Linked DNA regions of Homo sapiens: all the other regions are linked to region 2. The links are chromatin loops, found by intact Hi-C in ENCODE. Cell type or tissue: sigmoid colon. All regions are shown on one strand. Region 1 overlaps ATP7B (ATPase copper transporting beta). Region 2 holds the start of NEK5 (NIMA related kinase 5). Region 3 overlaps TMEM272 (transmembrane protein 272). Region 4 has its middle 35 kb from the start of CCDC70. Region 5 has its middle 38 kb from the start of C13orf42. Region 6 overlaps ATP7B (ATPase copper transporting beta).

Region 1 (4,000 bases), 190 kb after region 2:
GGGACCCTCGGAAGCAGACCCAAGAGTTGAGCTGCCCTCCTCTGGGAGATGCATGGGGTCTACTGGATGTGAAGCAGGAGAGTAGGGAGGGACATGGCCGGACGGATGCTTTGGAAAGACCATGGGGGCAGCACATGGAGAAGACAGTTGGAGGACTGAGCCGTGGACAGGGAGACCAGCAAGGGGGTTGTTTGCACATCCAGAAAAGGACAGGGCCTAAACCAGTGCAGGGTGTTGGGGCAGGAGCCAGGGATAAACTGGCCCTGTGACAGCAAACCTGCAGGGTGTGGTTGACCAACATCACTGACTGGACCCAGAGGCCGAGGGCAGAGGGGGCAAGGGTAACTTGAGGTTTCTGCTGCTATCTGATACCTTTTGCCAACACTAGGCATTGCCTTCCTTTTGTCTTAGGTTGGCATCAACAAAGTCTTTGCAGAGGTGCTGCCTTCGCACAAGGTGGCCAAGGTCCAGGAGCTCCAGAATAAAGGGAAGAAAGTCGCCATGGTGGGGGATGGGGTCAATGACTCCCCGGCCTTGGCCCAGGCAGACATGGGTGTGGCCATTGGCACCGGCACGGATGTGGCCATCGAGGCAGCCGACGTCGTCCTTATCAGAGTGAGCGTGGCTGCAGCCAGGCTGTGGGTGCTGGGAGGGCAATGGGCAGACCCCTTCCTCACTGTGTGCTCCTCTCCATCAGAATGATTTGCTGGATGTGGTGGCTAGCATTCACCTTTCCAAGAGGACTGTCCGAAGGATACGCATCAACCTGGTCCTGGCACTGATTTATAACCTGGTTGGGATACCCATTGCAGCAGGTAGGCAGCTCTTACCCACTGTGCTCCAGCTGCGCCCAGAAAGGCTTCTGTCTCCCAGGTTCCTGCTGGGGTTAGTGAGTGGCTCACTCACTGGCTGGCTAGAGGCGTTTTAGAAAGGCTGTTTTTTTTTTTTTTTCATGTCCCCTGCTTTATATGTCTTTAAATGAGAAACTGTGGAGAGGACCTGAAACCTTCATTCACTCTGGTCCTTTCTAAAAAGCTAGTGGAGATGCTTGGCTGTATTTTCTGATCCCTATTTTATTGTGGCCTTATTTTCTGAGCCATTTGTTAAGTCATATAGTCTGAGAAATAATCATTAGTAAGAATTATGGGGCATCTGCTACATGCTAGGCACAATTATTGGTGTTTCAGAACCTTATCCTGAACATTAATCCTGCCCAAGTTTCACTCTGAGTTACACAAATGATCATGGAAAGAAATGGCTCTTTGACCAGGCATGGTGGCTCATGCCTGTAATTCCAGCACTTTGGGAGGCTGAGGCAGGAGGGTCATTTGAGCTCAGGGGTTCAAGACTCACCTGGGCAACATGGTGAGACTCCATCTCTACAAAAAATTTTAAAGTTAGCTGGGCGTGGTAGCGTACACCTTAGTCCCATCTGGGAGTACAGAGGCTGGGGCAGAAGGATTTATTGAGCCCAGGAGTTGGAGGTGGCAGTGACCCATGATCGCACCACTGTACTGTAGCCTGGGCAAGAGTGAAACCCTATCTCAGAAAAAAAGAAAAAGAAAAGAAATAGATTTTTCTGCTTTGTAATTCCCCCTCATTCCCCCTCCTTAAGAACCATCTCTCCCCCGCCCCCTGCTCCCTGCCCCCTGCCCCCAGGAACATGGCAATGAAAAGTTCCAGAGTGCTCCTCCATGGGCTGAGGAGAGATCAAGTTTGTAATCACAGCATTCCTGCCTCAGTCTCCCTTGTGTCTGAGTGGTTAGTGGTGACTTGTGTAACAGGGCCTTGGCTTCCTGAGCCCAGTGAGTCAGGCAGGTTTACTTCTTGTCCCCAGAGCCGGCTCAGGAGCTTAATTCCCCCAGTGTATGTGCCTCTGCCACACAAAGTTGACCATACCTGTCTCCTGACCCTGTCCTGGGACCTGGCTCTCATTCCTCTTCTAAAGATGTCATGAAGCCCTGGAGGCGAGATCATCTGCTAGAGAAGGACTGTGGCCCTCAGCCGTGTTTGTCCTCTGTGGGACTGTGGCTACAGGATGGGCAACTGGCTCCCTCAGCTCCTGCCGCTTTTCTCCTCCCGCTCCTCCCACTCCTTGTGGTTTGTCGCTGCCCTGGAGCTCGCCCTGAAATGGGATGCCACCTGTGGGTGGTTCTGGGAACATCAGGGCGAGTGGAAGAGAGCCAGGCCCACTCAACAGCATCCCACACCCAGCTTTCTAGGAAGCCTCACTTTGGGGGGGGCCTGTGGGCAAGATCCATTGGCAGGGGCTTCTGAGCACGCCAGGTGGAGACCTCACTGGGGGCCGCTGAGGGTGGGGCAGCCCGGTGCCTGAAGCCCTCTCCTGGCTCCTCTCCCCAGACCTAGGTGTGAGTGCGAGTTCTTTCTTCCCCAGGTGTCTTCATGCCCATCGGCATTGTGCTGCAGCCCTGGATGGGCTCAGCGGCCATGGCAGCCTCCTCTGTGTCTGTGGTGCTCTCATCCCTGCAGCTCAAGTGGTGAGTCCCCTCAGGTGGAGCATCTGTGGGAGGCTCCCAGGAGGCCTTGTCATTCTGCATGCTTAGCACAGTGGAACTTGCCTCTCATTTCCCATTCATTCACCTGGGACAAATGCTGCAGTGGCAGCCCACATGGAGCCTGGTGTGCATGCATGTAACTTATCAGCACCATGAGCAGGCAATTCACTGCTGCCCATTCACGTGCTGGGCTGCCCTTACTCTGCTCCTCAAGGGCTGTTTATGTGAACATCAAGCAGACATGGGTCCCTGTGTATGATCTATCACTTTTTTATTTAAAAAAGATGTTCACTTATTTATGAGTGCATTCATTTAACAAAAGTTAGTGGCAGCCTACAATGTGCAAGGCATTTGCTTAGGAAGTTTCTAAATCAGGTGAGCTTTCCTGGAACCATAGGGAGTTTAATGTCCTTTTCCTTGGAAACTCTTGAGGTTTTGATACTGAATGTTATTAAAAGATGGATGAGAGGCCTTCACCAGGCTTAGAAAAAAAAAAAGCCTTGTTTCTAGAATGGCTCAGATGCTGTTGCGTTCCTGCTTTCCAGCTATAAGAAGCCTGACCTGGAGAGGTATGAGGCACAGGCGCATGGCCACATGAAGCCCCTGACGGCATCCCAGGTCAGTGTGCACATAGGCATGGATGACAGGTGGCGGGACTCCCCCAGGGCCACACCATGGGACCAGGTCAGCTATGTCAGCCAGGTGTCGCTGTCCTCCCTGACGTCCGACAAGCCATCTCGGCACAGCGCTGCAGCAGACGATGATGGGGACAAGTGGTCTCTGCTCCTGAATGGCAGGGATGAGGAGCAGTACATCTGATGACTTCAGGCAGGCGGGCCGGGGCAGGGACTTGCCTCCACTCACCACAAGCTGAGCAGGACAGCCAGCAGCAGGATGGGCTGAGCTAGCCTCCAGCTTTGGGGACTTCCGCTCCCTGGATATGTCCAGTCATCCTGCCCTGCAGCACGCGGCCTTGTCTGGGTGCAGCTGGGCTTGGCCTGGAGAGGACGGCCCTGCCTGCCTCTTGGCCTCACGGGACCGTCAGCATGGGCTTTGTCTTGGACTCTAGTCCTTGGCTGGACTGTAGAAGGTGAGAGGCGAGTCACCCTCCTCACAGACCTCTGCTTGGAGTATTTAGGATGACTGCTGTGAAATGGAGAACAGTTTCATCAGGACCAAAAAACCTCACTGGGCCTTTCCAGAGAACTGCAGACCTCACTGTCAGGGTCTTTCTGATGACGCCTGTCTGTGTGCATCATGTTTCTGAGACCACAGTTTACCTCAGGTGTGCCTGTTGCTTTCTTCCTGCATAGTCTGTTCCTTTCTTCGTACATAGTCTGTTCCTTTTCTCTCCTGTGTGCTTGTCAGTGGGGACCCCTCGCAACCCTGCCTGTCACCTGGGAGGGTGGGACCAATGTCCTTGTGGTCTTTGCTGCTGCTCTCAGGCGCTTCTCCAATGCTCTGGAGTGTGCATTTCAGCTTGA
Region 2 (4,000 bases):
TACATTTTATTGTGATCAATTGTGTAGTACTAGTAATTTTAACAATTTAATCCAGAAAAACTAAAATTCTATGAGCAGGAAATATAAATTTCCATTTCTGTACTTCTTTCAGCAGTATGATAGGATGATCAATAAGACTTTCAAGTATGAAAAAGATAACGGGTAAAATTCTATCAGGAAAGTAGAATGAAGATATGATTTAATGAAGCATGTCTAAGAATTCTAGGGAAGAAATTTGGGTGTGGTCACTGACACGTGTAATTAAACAAAAACAAGTAGATCATATACCTACTAATATTTTGAGGGAATTTCACTGCCAAAGAAACTAACATTGGATATTCCAACTGCTAAACAACTTTTGGACTCCTGCTACGGGCTGCATTCACCCCCGCCGCGGCCACCCCCAATTCACACACTGAAATCTAACACCAATAACTAATAATGAGACTATATTCGGAGACAGAGACTTTAAAGATGCAATTAGATCAAAATGAGGCCTTTAGTTCAGCCCTAATCCAACTTGACTAGAGTGCTTACAAGAAGAAGAAATTTTTTGTGGCAGGGACGGGGAGGGGGCGGCGGAGAGATGATTTTAAGAAGGAAGAGTAATGATGTAAACTTAGGATTTTTAAGAGTTTTTTGTGGGTTTTTTTTGTGTGTGTGTGTGAGGTGGACGATGGAGGGTACCATATTACTGTAGTGTTTCGATTCAGTTGGATATATTTAACTTGCGTCACTATTTACAATTGCTGAAAATTACATTTTTTTCAACTACTTAAACATTTTAGACAGCAGCTTGATGTGCAAATCCAGAATGGGGCAGGGTGGGATGAGCACTGGGCGTGAGTGCAGACGCTTGGGCAGCGCCGGTTTCGTTAGAAAGTCCCTTGGCAGGCCGCCGCTGTGGCCCAAAGAGTAGGAAGCCGTTCCAGTCTCACGTCCACCTTTTGGCAATATTTGAGACCTTGTACAAGAAACACTCTTCCTGTATCAGTTTAGCTCATTTGTAAAACTGGGAGACTACTGCCTTGACGGGTTGTAAAGAAAAGAGAGAACGTTTGCGAAGCGTCTGGTGCACCTTAAGCAAGAGCGGGGAGCGCTACTGTAGACTGCAAAGCAAAGGAATCCCGACCCAAGGCAACGGGACGGTTGCGGGGTGACTCTGCCGGGTCTCCAAACTCCCTGGCGCCTGACCCTGCCTCGAGGTGGACTGGTCCCCAGGCCATTCCAGACCCGCGCCCCGCCCGCGTTTCCTTGCGCGGCTCCGCCCCGGCCGCAGGGAGGCGCAGCGGCCCCGGGAACCCGGATCCTTCCGGGACGCTTCGTTGGCCCCGCGGAGCCGGCGGAGCAGGTACGCTTGCAGGGGCCGCCCTTAGTTCTTGCCCGGAGCCGCCACAGGGCTTCGGGAGCTCGGCAGGGTGGGGGAAAGGGATGGAGTTTCGGCCTGGGGCGGCGGGGGCGGCCCAGAAAAGGCCTAGCGTCCTGGGCTGTGTGGGTGTAGCGTCCAGGGCGCGTCGGTCTCTATGGCAACGCTCCACACGCGGAGGTCGGGTACGGGTAAGCGTCTTGCCACTCACCCGCGGCCGCTTCCAGGGGCGGCCCTAGGGGAGAAGGAATTTTCCTAATTTGGGGGCTTCCACCCTTTGGTGCCACTTGGGCGGGAGGGTCGCGGGCCCTCAGTTCCCGGCGAGTCACCCCCGGCCCCAAGTCCGTATGCGTCTCTCTCAGAACCCGATCCTCCGGTGTCTGCAGCCTCTCCTGGCTGCGGAGCTGGTTCCCAGCCCCCTGCAACCCAGTACCGACTTCCCACCCTGACGTAAAATTATTCGAAAACAAGCCCCCTGCTCACCCCATTAACAACAACAACAAAACTGTATTATGCCCTAACTGTAGCATAAAGAGGAAATAGAAGGAAAGCAATAAGTAAGAAAGTACATATTTCAATCTGAAAATGCTTGGCACTACTACCCTTGGAAAATGTAGAGAAGTAGCCAGTAGCCGCGCCTGGGGAGTCGCCTGAACGTGACGGCAGCAAATGCAGATTGTTGGGTCTCCGGGACCAGGAGCAGCGTGGCCAGTGAAGCGCGTGGTTTTCCCAAATGGTGAACAATTCTTGGTAAACCTCCAAACCGAAGTGCAATCAAGCCTTGATTTACATGTAGTTGCATTCCTCGAAAAAAAAAAGAAGTGTTCATTAAAACTGCAAAAATACTTAGCATTTCGATGTAAAATAGAGTTTGGTTCTAGCCACAAACGGATTTTTCCACGCACAGGAATGTATAGGAAGACTCTCCAAGATTGTAGGGCCGCGGGGTAATCCTTTATTGTGCGGGACTGTCTCTCGAATCGCAGAATCCTACCATCTCAGGCCCCAACCACCTGTAAACCTCATGCCTCTGAATCTTGGGGAAACAGCTTCCCCACCCCCATATATTTCCAGAATTCCCCCTAGGGGGCAGTACGTCCCCACTAAGAAAGGCTGAACTATAAAAGTGCACAAGCCTAAGGACATTCCTGCTTTATAAAGGTGCGAAACACCGGATATAGTATCTTTCATTCTCAGAACAAACTTGCAAAACAGGTATTGTTATTCCATTTTAGAAATTAGGAAAGTGAGGTTTTGCCAGGTTAAGTGACTTACCCGAGAATACAGGGCAAAAGTGTATCAAAGCTGAGCTATGACCCGTGTCTGACCAAGAAACTCTGTCTCATTTCAGTTATCTGTGGCCACAAAGAAAGTTATTTGTCTCTGTCTTGGCAAGGCTGGGAGGAAAGTTTTAGCTAAGTGAGTTCTTTTACACTTTAGTCATCAGTTTTCTGACTTTGTTAGTCTTTATGAGACGTGTGTGATAAATTTACATTACTCTAATTCCAGGAAACTCAGCCCATTGGAGACCATGGATAAGTACGATGTGATTAAGGCCATCGGGCAAGGTGCCTTCGGGAAAGCATACTTAGCTAAAGGGAAATCAGATAGCAAGCACTGTGTCATAAAAGAGATCAATTTTGAAAAGGTAAAGTTAAGTTCAAATTTCTGTTAATTTTCAGTGGGATATTCAGCTGGCTTTTAATCCAATATAAAAAGGAAATTTTTATTTTTTATAATTTCGAATTTTAAGCCATAATTGATTTTTGTTAATTCAACCTCCTAAGTCCATTGTCCAAACAGCAACCAATGATCTCATTTTTAAAAAGAGGCTGGACGCACTGGCTCACCCCTGTAATCCCAGCACTTTGGATGGCCAAGGTGGGAGGATTGTGTGAAGCCAGGAGTTCGAGATAGCCTGGGCAACATAGCAAGACCCTGTCCCTGCTAAAAAAAAATTTTTTTAATGAAAATAGAAAAGAAATAAGATCACATCCCTGTGGCTCCTATGGCCCTCCTTAGGGTGCCCTGCAAGGCCCTGTGAGATGCCAGCCTCCTCTGTTGCCCTGACTTTTCTCTGTGGTGCACTTCCTCTCTCCTTATTCAGGTCCTCTACGAGGGGTTTTCTGCAAACATCCTAGCTAGAGTAGACCCCCAGCCACAATCACACCTTATCACCTTATCACACCACCTTGGTTCCTGGTTTCTTTTTTGTTTTCTTTTCTTTTCTTTTTTTAGACGGAGTCTCGCTCTGTCACCTAGGCTGGAGTGCAGTGGCATGATCTTGGCTCACTGCAATCTCCACCTCCGGGATTCAAGCAATTCTCCCACTTCAGCCTCCTGAATAGCTGGGACTACAGGTGCATGCCACCATGCCTGGATAATTTTTTGTATTTTTAGTAGAGATGGAGTTTCACCATGTTGCCCAGGCTGGTCTTGAACTCCTGAGCTCAAGTGATCTGCCCGCCTTGGCCTCCCAAAGTGCTGGGATTACAGGCTTGAGCCACTGCTTCTGGCCTGGTTTATTTTCTTACTAGCATGTATAATGCTCTGCAATTACTTTGCTCTCTTAATTATTCATTTGTTTATTGCTTGTCTTCCTCAGTATGCAGAACAGTTCCTGTCACATAATAG
Region 3 (4,000 bases), 310 kb after region 2:
TGCTCTGCCTTGCCACCCTGGCTCCCCACCACGCCCCAGGTGTCTCTCCTGTTGTACGACTCCACCAGGATGAGGCGGCTGCTGTCCAAGGCCGTGGTGATTGATGACGATGACGATGACGAATACCCCTGGAGGCAGAATGCGCACAGATACTACATCCACCTCCTGCTGAGCCTCTTCCTCTTCCTCTGGTTCATCCTGGGAAACTACTGGGTCTTTTCTGTGTACCTGCCTGATTTTCTTCCCCCTTTCCAGCAGCCTCAGGACTACTGTGACAAAACCCTGTACCTCTTTGCAGTCGGAGTCCTGGCGCTCAGTCACACTGTGCTGGTCTTGCTCCTGCTGTGCAGCGGCTGTGTCTACCTGTGCTCCAGGTGGAGACTTGCTGCCGATGAAGACTGACAGCTGCCTTGTCCAGCATACCATGTATGCATATGCGTGTGCATGCACGCGCGTGCACACAGACACACAGACGCACACACACACACACACACACACAGGTTCAGAGAAGGGCATAAAGGTAATAAAACCTTCCCTGAAGGCATTTAAAAAGCCACCCAAAGGCACTGAATATAATAGCAGACTAAAGAAACTCTTGCCTTCCTAGACATGGGGAAATCACTTCTGCTCTTTTCAGAGTGGGAATTTTGTTCTCACAAGAGTTTTCAAAGGGATAATTGTTTTTGAGGGTATGAAGTGTGGGAGGCAAAGAATGGGAGACCTTTTCAAATCATAGTGCAATTTCAATGACTGGTGCAAGAGCAAGGTTGGTTGTTGCTACTGCTGCTGTCATTCAGCCATGGTCACCTTGAAGTTATAGAAAGTGCACAGACTTTCACACAAGATATATCTTAACTTCACTCGCTATGATGGCTTTTGTTATTAAAAGGAAAAAGATATTCTTTTAGTGACTCTAGCTGCCTTTTGGGAAAGTGAAGGAGCAGTCTCTTCCAGCCCTATATCAGATAGGTTTGACGTGATGGGTGGAACATCCCAAGGTCAGCTATAAAATCTAACAACGTCAAAGCAGTAGCTTCCACATAGGGGGCGGGCTGGCCTGCTACAGGCATTGCGGAGTGCAGCGCCGTGTGCACCGTGTGCCGCTGCTGCAGGTTCTTTGCTTGGCCTTGAGTCTGTCTCTGCCTCTGGCTATTCAAGTACCTCTCTATGATCTGCGGCTGGCTGGGTGGCATAAACCAGTTTTGTATGTTTCTGGACAGGTTGCATGAGTTGGGGTGCCGTCAGTGTAGCTGTTTTTGGTTTCTGAGCTTAAATATCGAATAATAGCTCCTCAACCTAATGACCAGTTAGGCTTTGGAAGCCTTTTGTAAATTGAGATGTCTGGAAGTCCAGGATGACACCGAACAGTGACCACTAACCTTCCCTCTGGCTGCCGCTGTTGAGAGATGAAGTCCAGGTCTGTTGTCAGTGCTCGCTGGGGAGCCTCTTTATGAGCAAAAAGTCCCATGTTTTAGAATTTTGTATGAAGATACTGTCATGAGTGTTTCTAGGGCAGTGCCCAGGGGTGCGTGGCACCTGCTTAACCGTGCTTCTCTCAGCCACGTGCATAGCATTTCTGTATATTTACACACTGCTGAGCTGTGTTTATTTTTTAACTTTGTTATGTTTTCGTGCTTTCTCATCAAACCAATCCCTGAGTGGCCATGAATGGAGGCACCTCCCTTCATCAGAAGTGTCAGCTCAAACCAAGAGGCTCATTCTTCTCCGTAGCTTTAAGAGAAAGGCCCCGTGAGTCCCATGGGGTCTTCCCATTTCAGTTTAGAAGCACTCCCCGGGCAGTCACCGTTAGTCCCCCTTTCCTCCCAGGTGAGAAGAAAGTGCTTGGTGTGCCATCTGCTGGACAAAGGAAGAACAGCCCTTTTTTTGCCCCTGTCCCTAAGGGCAGTTTCTGTTTTCATTTTCACTTGAGCCATGGCAGAAGACCAGCGGGTGTGCAGTTTGCAGATCCTACCTCACCTATGATGCCCAATTCCATCCTCACTGTGTCCCACGTTGCCCTCTCTGTGTTGGGGACTGGGGAGAGTCTGTGGGCTATGATACTGGGGTGGACAGGAGTTCCATGGGCTCCTCTCCCACCCTCCTTTCCCCAGTCCATGACTCGTCAGCCATTCCCAGTCACTTAGCCAATGCTTGGACATCTGTGAGCAGCAAAGACCTGGGCCCAGGGACACCTGCATGACTCCCACATGAAAGCCTCTGAGGCTTCTGTTGCGAGGGCCTTGGCAAAGGCGGAAAGAGCTGTGAACAACCATGGGCATGAAGATTTCTGTTAGCAGATGGCAGGTACTGGTTAGTGCTTTGGATACATCAGTAGCTAGGTCTCAAACGTTGGACATTCCCAGTTTCTGGTAGGCATGAGTATCACCAGAGTGTTGCAGAAATCTTTCCCAGAGGGAGTGGTGGATGAAGTGTGCTCATTCTCATATGCACCCCACCAGCCCACCCCCAGTTGCAATGGAGAATACTGGTCATAGGTCCTAAATAATTGCTAAAATCTGGACTATATTTTTAGCTTTGAGTTTTCTTGTCACCAAAGCAGTAAGGAAGAGGTGATGATCTCTTTGTATAGGTCATACATCTTCCCTGGTTTGAGGTTACAGTGAGCTATGATTGCACCACTGCACTCTACTCTGGGTGACAGAATGAGACCCCATCTCTAAAAAACAAAATTACCCCCTTCTGGGGAAACAGGTTAGATCCTAAAGAAAATGTTCATGTGCATCCATTCATAGAGGGGACACTGAATGGTTCAGTGGGTGACATCTTCAAGCGCAGCAGGCTTTGAATGATAACTGATTAAGGCCTCCCTCAGGAGATGGTGAGATGGTTATGATAAGGCACATTTCAAGAAAGAGGCTCTGGGGCTAAGTAAGGCAAATGGTCTATAACTGTGGTTCTTTGAAGTCTGGCTTAATCCAGGGATGACACCCAGACTGTCTAGGAAGGGCTGAGCTGCGTGCCCTTTAAGTGATCACCTCTTAGTATAATTTCACTGAGCTGGAGGTGAGTGTAAGAAGTTCCTGGTTATAGAAGAAGTTATAATCCTTGGCATGGCCTGAAGTAGGCAGTCCACACTGATATGAAATGTGCTGTGTATACCTGGAGAATGAAAATGCCCATCTAAGACTGGCCCAAGAGCTGGGCAGCCTTCCTCCATGGGAACCTGGCAAGGCAATGGGAAGTGGACATGGGAACACCTGAACTTTCTGGATGCTATGAAACCTCAAGGGAACAAATTATGTGGCAGAGAGGGATAATCTGTTCTTCCCATCTGAGAAAAGACTGCAGCAAAGATAAACTATATGTTGAGATCATTTTATTTGCTACATCGGGCATCATTCTAAAAACCATTCTTTGCCTGAATCTATATAAATGACAGTTGAAAGCAGTAAAAGTGGGACTGTTTCACTGGAGTCAGCCACACTAGTGGTTCTCAAATCTTGGTGAACCCTGAGAGCTACCCAAGGACTTGTTTGCAATGCAGAATCACAGCCCCCAGAGACTGACTTGTGGGGCCCAGCTGGTTCTGATTCGGTGGCCAGAGAAACCGCATGTGTGCACTCGGGCCACACATACAGCCTGGACTGGCTTATGTCAGGCCCATCCTGGTTGTCACCATGAGGACAATATAATGTCACTTCCAGTACTTCGTGTTATTTCCTTCTCTTTTAGTATGAGAAGTGGCCAAGTGGTCAATAGCTTTCATCTTTGTGTAACTGAATCTTGTGCTTCATTTCCTTCTGGGCATTTTTCATTGTTGATGAAATAAACTTTGTTCAATTTGTTCCCCAGTGTCTTCCTTGAATACCCTGGGGGAAGAGAATCCTCCAGTCCTTGGGATGCTTCATTTGTTCTTTCTTCCAATGGGATTTCTGAGGGTAGAAGACTGTGTCCACAGAAGCTGACAACCTGTTCTAGGCAAATTTTGCTCCATAAAACTCATAATCCTCATAATCCTCAGGTGAGTAGATGAGTCTGT
Region 4 (4,000 bases), 230 kb after region 2:
GCAGGAAAAAGATATAAGTCTAAGCCATTCTTGTTGGCTTTGTGCAGCCAGGATAGGCTGTGAAGTAGGCAAAGGGCAGAAGAGGAGAGAGAACTAACATTTATTATCTAGTATGTGCCAACATTTTGCATATATTGTTTAGTTTAACCCTTACATTACTCCTACTTTTGCAAATGTGAATCTGATGTTTGTTTTGTAAAACATTCAGAAAATGCATGATATTTATGTAGTGGTAGCTGCCATCACACCATAAGTCAGTTGCCCATTTCTCCATCCATGAGGCAGCCATCCTCTCTATTATAAGGAGCTCATTTCTCAATTAGTTCTTTGAAAACTGAAAAGCATGTAGATATAGAACAATATCCTGCATTAGTGCTTCTTAACCAGGAGTGTGTCAGGAGAAAAATCCCCAGGAGTTTCTTGTATTTCTGCATGTTTATGAGCAGGGGCACTGCACTTTTGTTCTAATTATCTTTTTATTTTATTTTATTTATTTATTTATTTATTTTTGAGATGGAGTCTCGCTCTGTTACCAGACTGGAGTGTAGTGCCACAGTCTCTGCTTACTGCAGCCTCTGCCTCCCAGGTTCAAGCGATTCTCCTGCCTCAGCCAGTAACTGGGACTACAGGTGCACGCCACCAAGCCTGGCTAATTTTTGTATTTTTAGTAGAGATGGGGTTTCACCATGTTGGCCAGGATGGTCTCAATCTCTTGACCTTGTGATCCACCCACCTCAGCCTCCCAAAGTGCTGGAATTACAGGCGTGAGCCACCGCGCCCAGCCCTTTTTTTTTTTTTTTGAGATGGAGTCTCACCCTGTCACCCAGGCTGTAGTGCAATGGCATGATCTTGGCTCACTGCAACCTCCGCCTCCTGGGTTCAAGTGATTTTCTTGCCTCAGCCTCCTGAGTAGCTGGGATTACAGGCACGCACCACCATGCCTGGCTAATTTTTGTATTTTCAGTAGAGACAGAGTTTAACCATGTTGGCCAGGCTGGTCTCCAACTCCTGACCTCAGGTGATATACCCACCTCGGCCTCCCAAAGTACTGGGACTACAGGCATGAGCCACTGCGCCCAGCCTTGTTCTAGTTATCTTTTCAACTATTTTTTTCAAGAAGATTATAAAGGAAATCATCTTGGCAGACAAAAATAAGAGTCCCCCTCCAGGGAAGACAGATTTTCTTACTGTGTATGATAATAAAGATAATTTTGGCCAGGCACAGTGGCTCATGCCTGTAATCCCAGCACTTTGGAAGTCTGAGGCAGGCAGGTCACTTGAGCCCAGGAGTTCAAGATCAGCCTGGGCAACATAATGAGACTCCATCTCTACAAAAAAAAAAAAAAAAAAAAAAAAAAAAAAAATTAGCCAGACATGGTGGCATGCATGTGTGGTCCCAGCTACTTTGGAGGCTGAGATAGGATGGTTGCTTGAGCCTAGGTCAGGGCTACAGTGAGTCATGATGGCACCACAGCAAGACCCTGTCTCCAAAAAATAAAAAAAAGACAATGTCTTACTATGGTGTAAAAGTTGGGCAGGTTTACCTGCAGTCCTTTCAGCCTTTCAAAAGATTTGGGTTTCTGAAACTTGGGGCTCCTCTGCTGTGATGAACCCAATGTGTGCTCTGTATTCACCTGGGCCACTCTGCATCACCCTGTGGTGCCAGAGAACAAAGGGAACCAACCTGAACATGAAGTTTATGCTGCTTGCTGTGCTTTGTTTCTGACTCAGGAGTCTTGTGTCTTCTGACGGTGTACATGGAACTGCGGCAGACTAACTCCTGTCAAGGTGCTCATCTAAATCACCTGTGGGGTTTCAAAAATCCATACCTGCCTGGGTCCTACCCCAGTGATTCAGATTCAGTATGTCTGGAGTGGAGCCCAGGTACCTGGGTTTCTTTAAGTTCTCTGAATTGTCCTGAGCACATGACCAACTGAGACCACTGTTCTCACAACAGTCAGACCCCCAAGCCGACCAAACTGGCCAAGCTTCTGGCAAGGATCAGTGCACAGTTGGAAGTACTCAGCCGGGTTCTGGAGACACTGTAAGAAGACCGCTGCAGGGGTGCCTCATGGGAAGAGATGGACCTCCTCTGGTGGTCGCAACAGGCTTTGTCTGATAATCACAGCATCCCCCTCTCAGGGCATCCGGCTGGGTGCATGGGGCATGTGCACCGACAACTTGAACAACCTTCCCCAGAGGGCAGTGACTGCAGAACCAGGACCTGCCCTGAGCATTTTAGCCAGGCTGTGAGAGGGTGCCCTCTCCTGGACATGCTGCTGCTGCTCACATAGTTCCTTCACTTAAAACCAAGTCTCTGAAATGATAAGAAAACTTCAATAATTATTCTAAAAACATACATTTGTGTTACACACACGTGTTTCTCTGTCTCTCTCATACACACACACACCCCTCTAGAGCTATATGGCTTGTTATAGGCTTTGAAAATCTTTTATATTCACCAAGCTGTCCCCGATGGCACAGCTAGAAGGAGCTGGAGAAAAAGACAAGTCAGTCTGAAGCTTTCTTGTAGGCTGAGAGTTACATTTCCCACAGATTGGCTTCTCCAGGAAGGGGATGTGGAGTGTTGGACTTTCCTGTGCCAAAGTTGAGACTGGGGCCCTGGGGTTTGCTGAACACTAATAGAATTTAGCAGACTCTTGTTCTCCCTGAAGAAAAGAGCTTTTGAAAGCAGGCATTGTCCACAGAAAAGAGATGAAGTGTTTAGGCTAAGAGGAGGAGGGTCAGGCAGCTGTTAGAAGAGGCTTGTGGTTACGTTGGTTGCTATGTGGGAAATTTTTGTAAAAATTTAAAAAGGGAAAAAAGACCATGGCAAGAGCATCCTGAGTCTCAGGGGTTGTGTATTGGAATCTGAGAAGTGGAGAGGATATTTACCATCACAGGGGGGCTGTCAGATCACGGATGTTAAGCATTTGGCGCATTGGGAACACTCCCTACTGGTAGCTGTAAATATCATCATTAGCTGCATGCTCAGCTGTTTTATTTTTTCCCCCATCCCAGGGCAGAGGGTGGGGGGATGTAGGCAGTGGTGTCAGGGTCTAGCTGGGAGGAGTGAGGGGACAGGAGGTTGAAGATGAGGAAATGCCTGGTCTGCTATCTTGGTAGCCCTAGCTTCAGGCCCTGTCCCACAGGTAGATGGATAAATGTCCCAGGTGGAGCCCATAGCAAACACCCCTCTGCACCTTCCCACCAGAGTTCTTTTCAGGGCTATCCAAGAGACAGCCAGAATCCATTCCCTGCCTAAAGCACAGAGAATCTGACTTGAGCCACTGTCTTGTGGCTCGATTTCCCTGCAGTTACTACCGAGTGTGAGCCCCATCCATAAGGAATATTTAGAAAACCATCTTCAGAGGCAGTTTCCCACCCCACAATGGCAGCTGAAGAGGACAATGCTATCAGAGCCTATGCTGGTTATGGGTTCTCTGCAGCTCCCCACAAACCACCCCAATACCACATGCATCTCAGCCAGGCTGACCCAAGTTCCTTTTTCCTTTAAGTCAGGGGTCCCCAGCCCCTGGGCTATGGACCAGTACTTGTCCATGGCCTGTTAGGAACTGGGCCACACAGCAGGAGGTGAGTGGCAGGTGAGCAAGCGAAGCTTCATCTGTATATACAGCTGCTCCCCATCACTTAAATTACCACCTGAGCTCCACCTCCTGTCAGATCAGCAGTGGCATTAGATTCTCATAGGAGCATGAACCCTATTGTGAACTGTGCATGCCAGTGATCTAGTTTCCCCACTCCTTATGAGAATCTAACACCTGATGATCTGTCACTGTCTCCCATGACCCCCAGATGGGACCATCTAGTTGCAGGAAAACAAGCTCAGGGCTCCCACTAATTCTACATCATGGTGAGTTGTAGAATTATTCCGTTATATATTACAATGTAATAATAATAGAAATCAAGTGCACACTAAATGTAATGCACTTGAATCATCCTGAAACCATTCCCCAGCCTGGTCCATGGAAAAATTGTC
Region 5 (4,000 bases), 980 kb after region 2:
CATAGAAGGTGCTTATATTGATTTCCTATTACTGCTGGAACAAATCATCACCAACTTAGTGGCTTAAAGCAATATGAAGTTCTCTAGGTTAGATGTCCAACACAGGTCTCACTGGGCTAAAAATCAAGGTGTCCGCAGGGTTCAGTTCCTTCTAGAGGCTCTAGGGAAGAATCTGAGTTTTTGTTTGTTTGTTTGTTTGTTTTTTCTTTTTTTTTTCCTTTTCCAGCTTTTGGGGCTACCTGCATTTCTTGGCTTCTGGCCCCTTCCTCTGTCTTGAAAGTCAGCAATGGTGTGCTGAGTCTCTCTCACATTTCATTTTTCTGCCCTCTCCTGCCACCCTCTTCCATTTTTAAGAAAGATAATCTGGAAAATCCCCCCATCTTAACCTGATTAGCAGCCTTAATTCCCTTTACCATGTGGTGTAACATATTCGCATATGTAACATTACCATGTGGTGTGACATATTCACAGGTTGCAGGGATTCATGTGTGGACGTCTTTAGGGGCTGTTATTCTGTCTACTACAATGTTTGACTAGTGTCTATAGAGTGAATTTGTGCCTGTGATTGGCCTTATGCACACAGCTCAGGCCAGGGGGGTTCTGAAGAGTTGAAGATTCTACAGCTCTGTACTTGCTGTGGCCAATTTTTTTGGTAGCATTTCTGGTATTTTTCATTTAGCTGGGATTATTTCTGACTTCTGGCATCTCAGAAGACATTGGTAGCCTTTTGATTCTAGTCATCCATACACAGGCAAGATCTGCATAGAACCAAGGAATTCAGTTTACCTCAGCAAGTGCTAATGCAGCTCTAGTTTTAGTTTTCATTCTGGGATGGAACAACATAGCCCCAGTTGTTGAGGGTCTCTCTGCGAGTATCTTTCTGGTGGCACAAGCAGTGACCCCTAGGCAAATTGATGGGCTCATCTGGATTAGTCCACTGCATTTTTTAGGATGGCCAAAGCTGCTTTCTGGAAAGAAAGAGGTTCTGTTATACAGCCAGTCTTCTTGAAAAATGTTTGTAGAACTGCTGAAAGTATATATAATTTACGCAGAATTTATGCCAAATTTGGGCTGAATATATATGTTTTGGTTGTGACCAGGACGGAGGAGTGTGTTAACAGAAGCAACTTTCTTAAAGCCTCCCTTCCCGTGTGATTGAAGTTCTAATATTACTTCCTAAGGGACTACATTGAACCTGTTCCAAGTATATAATAAGAATAAAGCCCAGTATTGATTCCCCCAGTCGCCCCAGTAGGATACGCTGGTGGCTGTAAATTTGAAAATTGTGACATACAATGACCAAGTGCTCAAAGATGTTTGTTTTCACTGTGACCAAGTGACCAAGGGCTGCCTGTTAAAAAATATCCCCAATTCTGGAGAAATGTGGGGGTCCCACAAACGACACCACAGTAAATGAAAATGTCAGCAGTAAAAGCTGATCATGTGTTTTTGTCTACATAATTTTGTCCATAATTCTTGTGCAATTCTGTTATGGCACTTCAAAAGGGAAGCTTCTTTAAAACTGGTTTTATATCTACGGAAAATTCTAACTTCTAAATACAAAGGTCTGAGTTTATTCGTCAAATATTTCATTTATCCATGCAAAGTTCTAAGATGATGTAAATAATGTGTATCTTCTACTGTTTTCTGGGAAGAGTGCTATTTCTTGGGCTAAGATATAGACTCTTGAAGACAGGGTTAGTGTTAGTATCTTTTTGTTCTTGCTGTTTCTGGCACCATCTCAACTCTGCCTAAAAACGTCAGAGAAAGCCTTCCTACAGAGGAAGGGACAAGAGAGGTGCTTATTATTGATGATGAAGAGAAATATTCATGCTAAATGACTTCAAAGATATAACTGTTTCCCGAACTGAGCAAAATGAGTTTGCACTGGAAAAACATAATTGCCTTTGGCTCATAGTGGCTTCACTATGCGTCTACCTTGTGCTACCTCTCTTGTGTGTCTGGGGGCTGGAGTGGATCAATGAGAACCAGGCTACCATTGATCAAGCAGAATGGTGATAATGACCAGACCAAAGGATATTTTTTTCAGCTTGAATGTCCAGGGTCAATGCTTCTGGCTGTCTCAAAGGGAAGAAGCAGTTACAGCATTGTTCAAAATGGCTCTTTAGAGAAATCATTTCTAGCTCACTCCATTTGCATCTGTATTTCAGATTTGCTAGGTTTCCTTTGCAAACATTTTCACTTATTACCCTTTATCACCTTTGCTAATTAAGGAAGATACAGAAACCAGATTTTTAGGGTTTTTTTTTTTTTTTTTTCAATTTCAGCCTTTGGCCACTTCCTATAAAAGATTTCCCTCTGCTTTGAATAAAATTTCTAAGCAGCCTTCAGAGCCAAATTAAATGATTTGGAATTCTCTCTAGCTAGCTGATCTTTAGCTGCAGAGATCAAGAACCCCATCTAGTGGGAAAATATGAAGCTGCCACCGCAGTGACGGACTGAAATTAGCAGCGTGGTTGAAATTCTTGCCCAGCCCTTCTTGTGGAGCACAAGAAGGCCTCTGCAGAAGCCTCATTCAGAATCTCGAAACTATCAGCCTTTCAAACTGTGTGGGGCAGGAGGTGGGCAGTCAGAAAGATGCTTTGTGAGGGGAAGGAAAACAGCACCCATTCCCCTCTGCAGAGTAAAGGGAAGCCTGGCCCCAGGAAGGAGCAGCTGCCTGCAAGAGGGAGCCTGAGCCGTGGAGTCCTGGGAGCCTTTGAGGTGGGCAGCCAGGGCGTGGAGGCAGCAGCAAGCCCAAACGGTCAATACGGGCCCAGCTGGGGCCTGGCGGCGGAGGGTACCCTCAAAGAGCCCTGGCTCCTGAGGCCAGCGGGGCATTTGGGCCCTCAGCCAGTTAGGGGGTTTGTTCTTCCTTTTCCTAAGGCACGTCGCTGCCCAGTGGGAGTGGGTTCCTGTCCATAAGCCAGAAGCCCCACCATGTGGTGGAGGGAAAGGATGACTTTCCTTCTCATCCCCAGGTGTCATTGGACCCCCCTCCAGGGGGACCTCAGGGGATTGCATGAGCTGTGCTCTTCCTTCGTGAGCCTCCTGGCTCTGCAGGGGGCTGCCGGCTTTTACCTTACAGCTCTTCACTGAAATGTCACCTCCCTGTGGGGCTTCCTGCCACCACCATTGTTCTCTGCATGGCACCCTGTGGGCGTCCTTCATGATGCCTATCACACCATTTAAGATGTTTTCCTGTGCGTCGCTCTCCTCCCCTGCTGAGGGCAGGGGCCGTGCGTGTGTGCTATGTTGCTGACGTAGTCCTTCCTGCTGCAGTGCCTGGCACAGGGCAGGCGCTCCCTTGTCTCTGTAAAGAGATGAAGAGGCTTGGCTGAGCCCAAGGACTGGGAGGCAGGCTGCTGGCAAGGCCTGGGGAGACCTCTCCCTGGCTGGCCCTTGTTTCTTTTCCTTCCTCTCCACTAGAAGTAATCATAGGGGTCCAATTTGCCATGGGATTTTACGGAAATCACATGGGTCAAAGTGCTATGCAGATGCAAAGCGTCATCCAGTGCTGTTTCATTTCCATTTGCTTGGTTCCATGTGTTGGGGGAGGGTCCACCAGCACCCAGAGCCCAGGGACCCTATGATTCTGTCATATACAGAGTGGCAAACGTCAGACATAGGAGGCCCTTGCAGATCCCCTAATCCGGGGCTTCTCAAGCCCTCTCCATATGTGAGAATCAACTGAGCCGTTTTATTAGCCACAGACCCGTTCCTCCCTGCTGGAGGTTCTGATTTAATTGGTCTGTGAGGAGGATCAGGCATGGGTATTTTTAAACATCTCTCAGGTGATTGATTCTAATGTGCAACTAGGGTTGAAGACCTGGACCAAATCCACCCCTTCGTTGTTTTTTTTTGAGACACAGTCTTGCTCTGTTGCCCAGGCTGGAGTGCAATGGTGCGATATCAGCTCACTGCAACCTCTGCCTCCCGGGTTCAAGCGATTCTCCAGCCTCAGCCTCCCGAGTAGCTGGGATTACAGGCACCCGCCATC
Region 6 (4,000 bases), 130 kb after region 2:
AGCAAGGCCTTCCACTAGCAGAAAGACCATGACTTACTGACAGCTCAGATGATTGTTAGCATTTTTTTGCCATAACATATTTTAAAATTAAAGTATATGTATTTTTTTAGGCATAATGCTATTGCACACTTGATAGACTATAGTGTAAACATAACTTTTATATGCACAAGGAAACCAAAACCTTTGTGTCACTCACGTTATTAGGATATTTGCTTTATTGTGATGATCTAGAACCAAACCCATGGATATCTCTGAGAGATGCCTGTATTTGAGCTTAGATCCCTGGCTTGAAGGGATAAATGAATGAGTAAGTGAGGGAGGAGGGAGCCAGCTTTTGCATGAGGCTTGCTCCCTTCCCCTCCCCTCCCCTCCCCTCTCCCCTCGCCTCCCTGCCCCTCTTGTTTCACAGGTTCTCTGTTGCTCAGGTTGGAATGCAGTGGCAGGCTCACTGCAGCCTGGATCTCCTCGGGCTCAGGTGATCCTATCACCTCAGCTTCTCGAGTAGTTGGGACTGCAGGCATGTGCCACCATGCCCAGATAATTAAAAACATTTTTTTTTTTAGAGACACGGTTTCACCATGTTGCCCAAGCTGGTTTTAAACTCCTGGGCTCAAGTGATCCTCCCATTTCAGCCTCTCAAAGTGCTAGGATTACAGGTGTTAGCCCCCACGCCTGGCCCTGAATGTTGAGTATTGTCGGAAAGTTTAGCAGTCCTTTTACAGCAAGCACATTTGTAAGTTGTTTTTGCTTGGCATTCTTTGTCATTCATTTAACAAATGCTTATTGAGAAATTCTTTAAGTGTCAAGCACTGTTTTAGACCTTGGAATAAAGCAGTGACTGAACAAAATAGATGTGAAGAGGCTGTGTGTGGTGGTTCAGACCTCTAATCCCAGCACTTTGGGAGGCCAAAGTAGGCGGATTGCTTGAGCTCAGGAGTTCGAGGCCAGCCTGGATAACATAGTGAAACCCCTGTCTCTACTAAATAAATAAATAAATAAGCAAGCTGGGCATCGTGGCACGCACCTGTAGCCCCAGGTACTTGGGAGGCTGAGATGGGAGGATCACTTGAGCCAGGGAGGCGGAGGCTGCAGTGAGCCAAGATCATGCCACTGCACTCCAGCTTGGGTGACAGAGTGAAACCCTGTCCTTAAAAAAAAAAATGTGAAGGATTCCTGCACTTGTGAAACTTATATCCTAACTGGGGAGATAGTTGTTAAAAAGAGTAAGTAAAAGATGTATTATTGCATTTGGTGGTGATTGAGAATTCTCAAGAAAAATAAGACAGGGAAGGATGATAGGGAATTGGGAGTGTATGAAATTTAGATGGGATCATTTGGGGGAAATCATTGAGAAGTTGACGTTTGAGCAAAGATTTCATGGAGGTGAGGAAGTGAGCCCTTTGGATATGGGATGTTGGAGGGAGGTATTTCTAAGCTAGTAGACAGTTCCGGAGGCAGGTGTATGCTTTGCTTACCTAAGGAACAGCAAGATCAGAATGACTGTTTCAGAATGAGTAAGGGGCCAGGAGTGTGAGGATAAGTTGGAAGGTAATGGGAGGGCTGCAACTGTATAGTCTTACAGGTCATCATTGTAAGGATTTTAGGTTTTATTAAGCACATGGGAACCCCCTAGAGGCATTTTAGAGGAATGACATCTTGTGACTTCCTCTTATAGGTATTCTGACTTTTGTGTTGAGAATAGACTTTAGGGGCTAAGAGCAGAAGCCAGGAGGTCGCTTAGGAGATTCTAAGCAATAGTGCAGGTGAGATGAGCTGGTGGCTTGGACCAGGGTTCTTGTGGATGTGTTGAAGTCATTAGATGCTGGATGCATTTTGTTGGTGGAACTAACAGGATTTGCTAAACATTTACATGTGGGTTTGAAAGAAGATGATTCTTTTTTACTTTTTAATTTTAAATTCATTTTAATTATTATTTTTGAGACAGAATCTCACACTGTCACCCAGGGTAGAGTGCAGTGGTCCAATCACAGATCGCTGCAACCTCCACCTCCTGGGCTCAAGTGATCCTCCCACCTCAGCCTTCTGAGTAGCTGGGACTACAAGTGTGCACCACCATGCCCAGCTAATTTTTTATTTTTTGAAGAGATGGTGTCTCACTATGTTGCCCAAGCTGTTCTGAAACATCTGGGCTCAAGTGGTCCTCCTGCCTTGGCCTTCCAAAGTGCTGGGATTACAGGCATGAGCCCCTGCACCTGGATGAGATTATTCTTATCAAAGAGGGATCCAGGATTTTTTCCTGGGCAAGTGGAGGGAAGGAGTTGTATTTACTAAGGTGGGGAAGACTGTGGGAGCAGCAGGGGAAGGGCAGAATGTTGAGAGCTCTGTTGTAGACAAGTTAAGTTTGCGATGCATATGAAACACCGAGGAGATGGTGATGAGGCATTTGGGTCTGTAAGTATAGAGTTGGGAATTGTAGGCTATAGGTGGTGATATAGTCTGAATGTTAATGTCCCTGCCAAATTCATATGTTGGAACCTAACCCCCAAGGTGGTGGTATTAGGAGGTGAGGACTTTAGGAGGTGATTTGGCCATGAGGGCTCTGCCTTCTCGAATGGGATTAGTGCCCTTATAAAAGAGGCTTGAGGGAGCCACTTTGCTCTTCTGCCATTTGAGGATGCAGCAGCAAGGCACCATCTGTGAAGCAAAGAACAGCCTTCACCGGATACTGAATCTGCTGGCTCCTTGATCTGGGACTTCCCAGGTTCCTGAACTGTGAGCAATAAATTTTTGTTGCTTATAAATTACCCAGTCTAAGGTATTTTGTGATAGCAGCCTGAGTGAGCTAAGAAAGGTATACTTCTCCTGGCCTGGATGAGTGTACAAGGAATGAGTAGAGATGGAAGAGGTCCAAGGGCTGAGCTGGGGGCCACTGCAGCACTTGGAGGTTTGGGGACTTGGAGGCTCTGGTGAAAGACTCTGAGTAGGAGCTGTTGGTGGGAAGGATAGGAGGAAAATCAGGAGGTGGGGCAACTTGGAGGCTGAGCTTGGAGACAAGGACTGGTCACCTTGGGCAGTGTGTCACTGGCTGAGAGTAAGTATGGGGGTGGGCACTGGGGACCTGAGGAGCCAGAGAGGGGATAGGACCACTGTCTCGGAGAGCGAAGGGTGAGCGGACTAGGGGGTAGTTGGACTGCCAGGTGGCAGCACGGGTCCTCCCGCAGTTCGTGGTGCTGAATCAGAGTGTGGGCAGCCAGCCTGGATGTGCGTTCTGTCACATTCTTGTTGAGCTGCTAGAGGACAGGCGTGAAGCCAAGTGGAACTGAGAGTAAAGCCGTGTTGGAGTTTTGCAGGAAGGTGCCAGATGATGAGGGCAGCCAGCGAAGTCGAAGGTGCATGGAATGAACTGTGAAATGGAAACATTGGCTTTTACTTTTCGATAATCCCATTGTTTCTCTTTTTGGCCATCCCATCTCTTCGTAATTTAGAACTATCATAATCGTTTTTCACTCAAGACTGTTCAGCCAAGTGCAGTTTATTTAAGAGCACTCCTTCAGTGAGCTTACTTAGGTATGTGTGTGTTTGTGCCTGTCTCCTGTTAATAAGCTGATATGAAAGTCCTGCTGAGCTAGTTGTTTCAGTCTTGGAGATCAGCAGCGATATGGGGAGGAGAAGCCAAGCCTCTGTTAAAGCCCACCAGTCCTTCCCTCCCCCGCTCCCAGCACCTAGTGTTTGAGGAATTCAGACTTTGAATACTGCTCTTTGCTACTGTTCTTCTCTCCTAACTTGCCAGTAAACTTCCAAGGGCAGTATGTGTCTTGTGCTCCTCTCCTGGTCTTCTGTTGTGCATACACTTAAATACGGCTCTCAGGCTGTGAATAATCTGCTTTGGTTAACACTCCCCTCTGTTCTGAAGGCTGGGCTGCTAGAGCCCTGACTGTTGGTGGCTGTGCTGTTTGCAGTGCTCATGTTCTCTTCTTGGGAACCCAACATATGCAGCTTTAATGTCAGGCTCTGCCCTCCTGTCCTGTCACAGGATCCG

The links. Peaks named below come from ENCODE experiments on the same cell type or tissue, not always from the same donor. Only the 100,000 strongest peaks of a DNase experiment are listed, where the experiment ranks them.
Region 1: a loop joins it to region 2, with 4 times the contacts of the local background. A loop is called at or near these places in 12 of 110 quality-filtered maps.
Region 3: it touches region 2 in a loop (6-fold over the local background); 74 of 110 quality-filtered maps call a loop at or near these places.
Region 4: a loop joins it to region 2, with 4 times the contacts of the local background. A loop is called at or near these places in 77 of 110 quality-filtered maps.
Region 5: a loop joins it to region 2, with 4 times the contacts of the local background. A loop is called at or near these places in 3 of 110 quality-filtered maps.
Region 6: a loop joins it to region 2, with 6 times the contacts of the local background. A loop is called at or near these places in 101 of 110 quality-filtered maps.

What each region holds. Positions count from the first base shown.
Region 1 is chr13:51,934,091-51,938,090 of GRCh38, reverse strand. It overlaps ATP7B (ATPase copper transporting beta), which reads left to right. Exons shown (of 21, transcript NM_000053.4): 18 at 412-615; 19 at 698-815; 20 at 2,396-2,498; 21 at 3,062-4,000. The coding sequence ends at 3,335. It also overlaps a transcript of TMEM272 not described here. Among named protein-coding and RNA genes, the nearest start is that of CCDC70, 74 kb to the right of the region's middle. In sigmoid colon, a CTCF peak has its summit at 2,153; no DNase peak of the experiment used is centred here.
Region 2 is chr13:52,126,380-52,130,379 of GRCh38, reverse strand. NEK5 (NIMA related kinase 5) reads left to right here and starts at 1,307. Exons shown (of 24, transcript NM_001365552.1): 1 at 1,307-1,351; 2 at 2,718-2,785; 3 at 2,876-3,014. The coding sequence starts at 2,898. It overlaps LOC101929657 (a long non-coding RNA gene), which reads right to left and starts at 1,485. Exons shown (of 2, transcript NR_110306.1): 1 at 1-1,485. In sigmoid colon, CTCF peaks have their summits at 1,267 and 2,447 (motif pointing right); DNase peaks (open chromatin) are centred at 1,389, 1,549 and 2,019; H3K4me3 peaks cover 1,785 bases.
Region 3 is chr13:51,813,153-51,817,152 of GRCh38, reverse strand. TMEM272 (transmembrane protein 272) reads left to right here. Exons shown (of 5, transcript NM_001351003.2): 5 at 40-3,806. The coding sequence ends at 402. LOC107984561 (a long non-coding RNA gene) reads right to left here. Exons shown (of 2, transcript XR_007063805.1): 2 at 3,321-3,996. Among named protein-coding and RNA genes, the nearest start is that of DHRS12, 11 kb to the right of the region's middle. In sigmoid colon, a CTCF peak has its summit at 1,888 (motif pointing left); a DNase peak (open chromatin) is centred at 1,862; H3K4me3 peaks cover 805 bases; H3K27ac peaks cover 257 bases.
Region 4 is chr13:51,894,727-51,898,726 of GRCh38, reverse strand. It overlaps a transcript of TMEM272 not described here. Among named protein-coding and RNA genes, the nearest start is that of CCDC70, 35 kb to the right of the region's middle. In sigmoid colon, a CTCF peak has its summit at 2,267 (motif pointing left); a DNase peak (open chromatin) is centred at 2,203.
Region 5 is chr13:51,147,592-51,151,591 of GRCh38, reverse strand. It overlaps a transcript of C13orf42 not described here. Among named protein-coding and RNA genes, the nearest start is that of C13orf42, 38 kb to the right of the region's middle. RefSeq lists an enhancer at 2,433-3,324. In sigmoid colon, a CTCF peak has its summit at 2,421; a DNase peak (open chromatin) is centred at 2,471.
Region 6 is chr13:51,998,958-52,002,957 of GRCh38, reverse strand. The region is part of intron 1 of ATP7B (ATPase copper transporting beta); the gene reads left to right. Among named protein-coding and RNA genes, the nearest start is that of ATP7B, 10 kb to the left of the region's middle. In sigmoid colon, CTCF peaks have their summits at 1,428 and 1,629; a DNase peak (open chromatin) is centred at 3,217; H3K4me3 peaks cover 646 bases.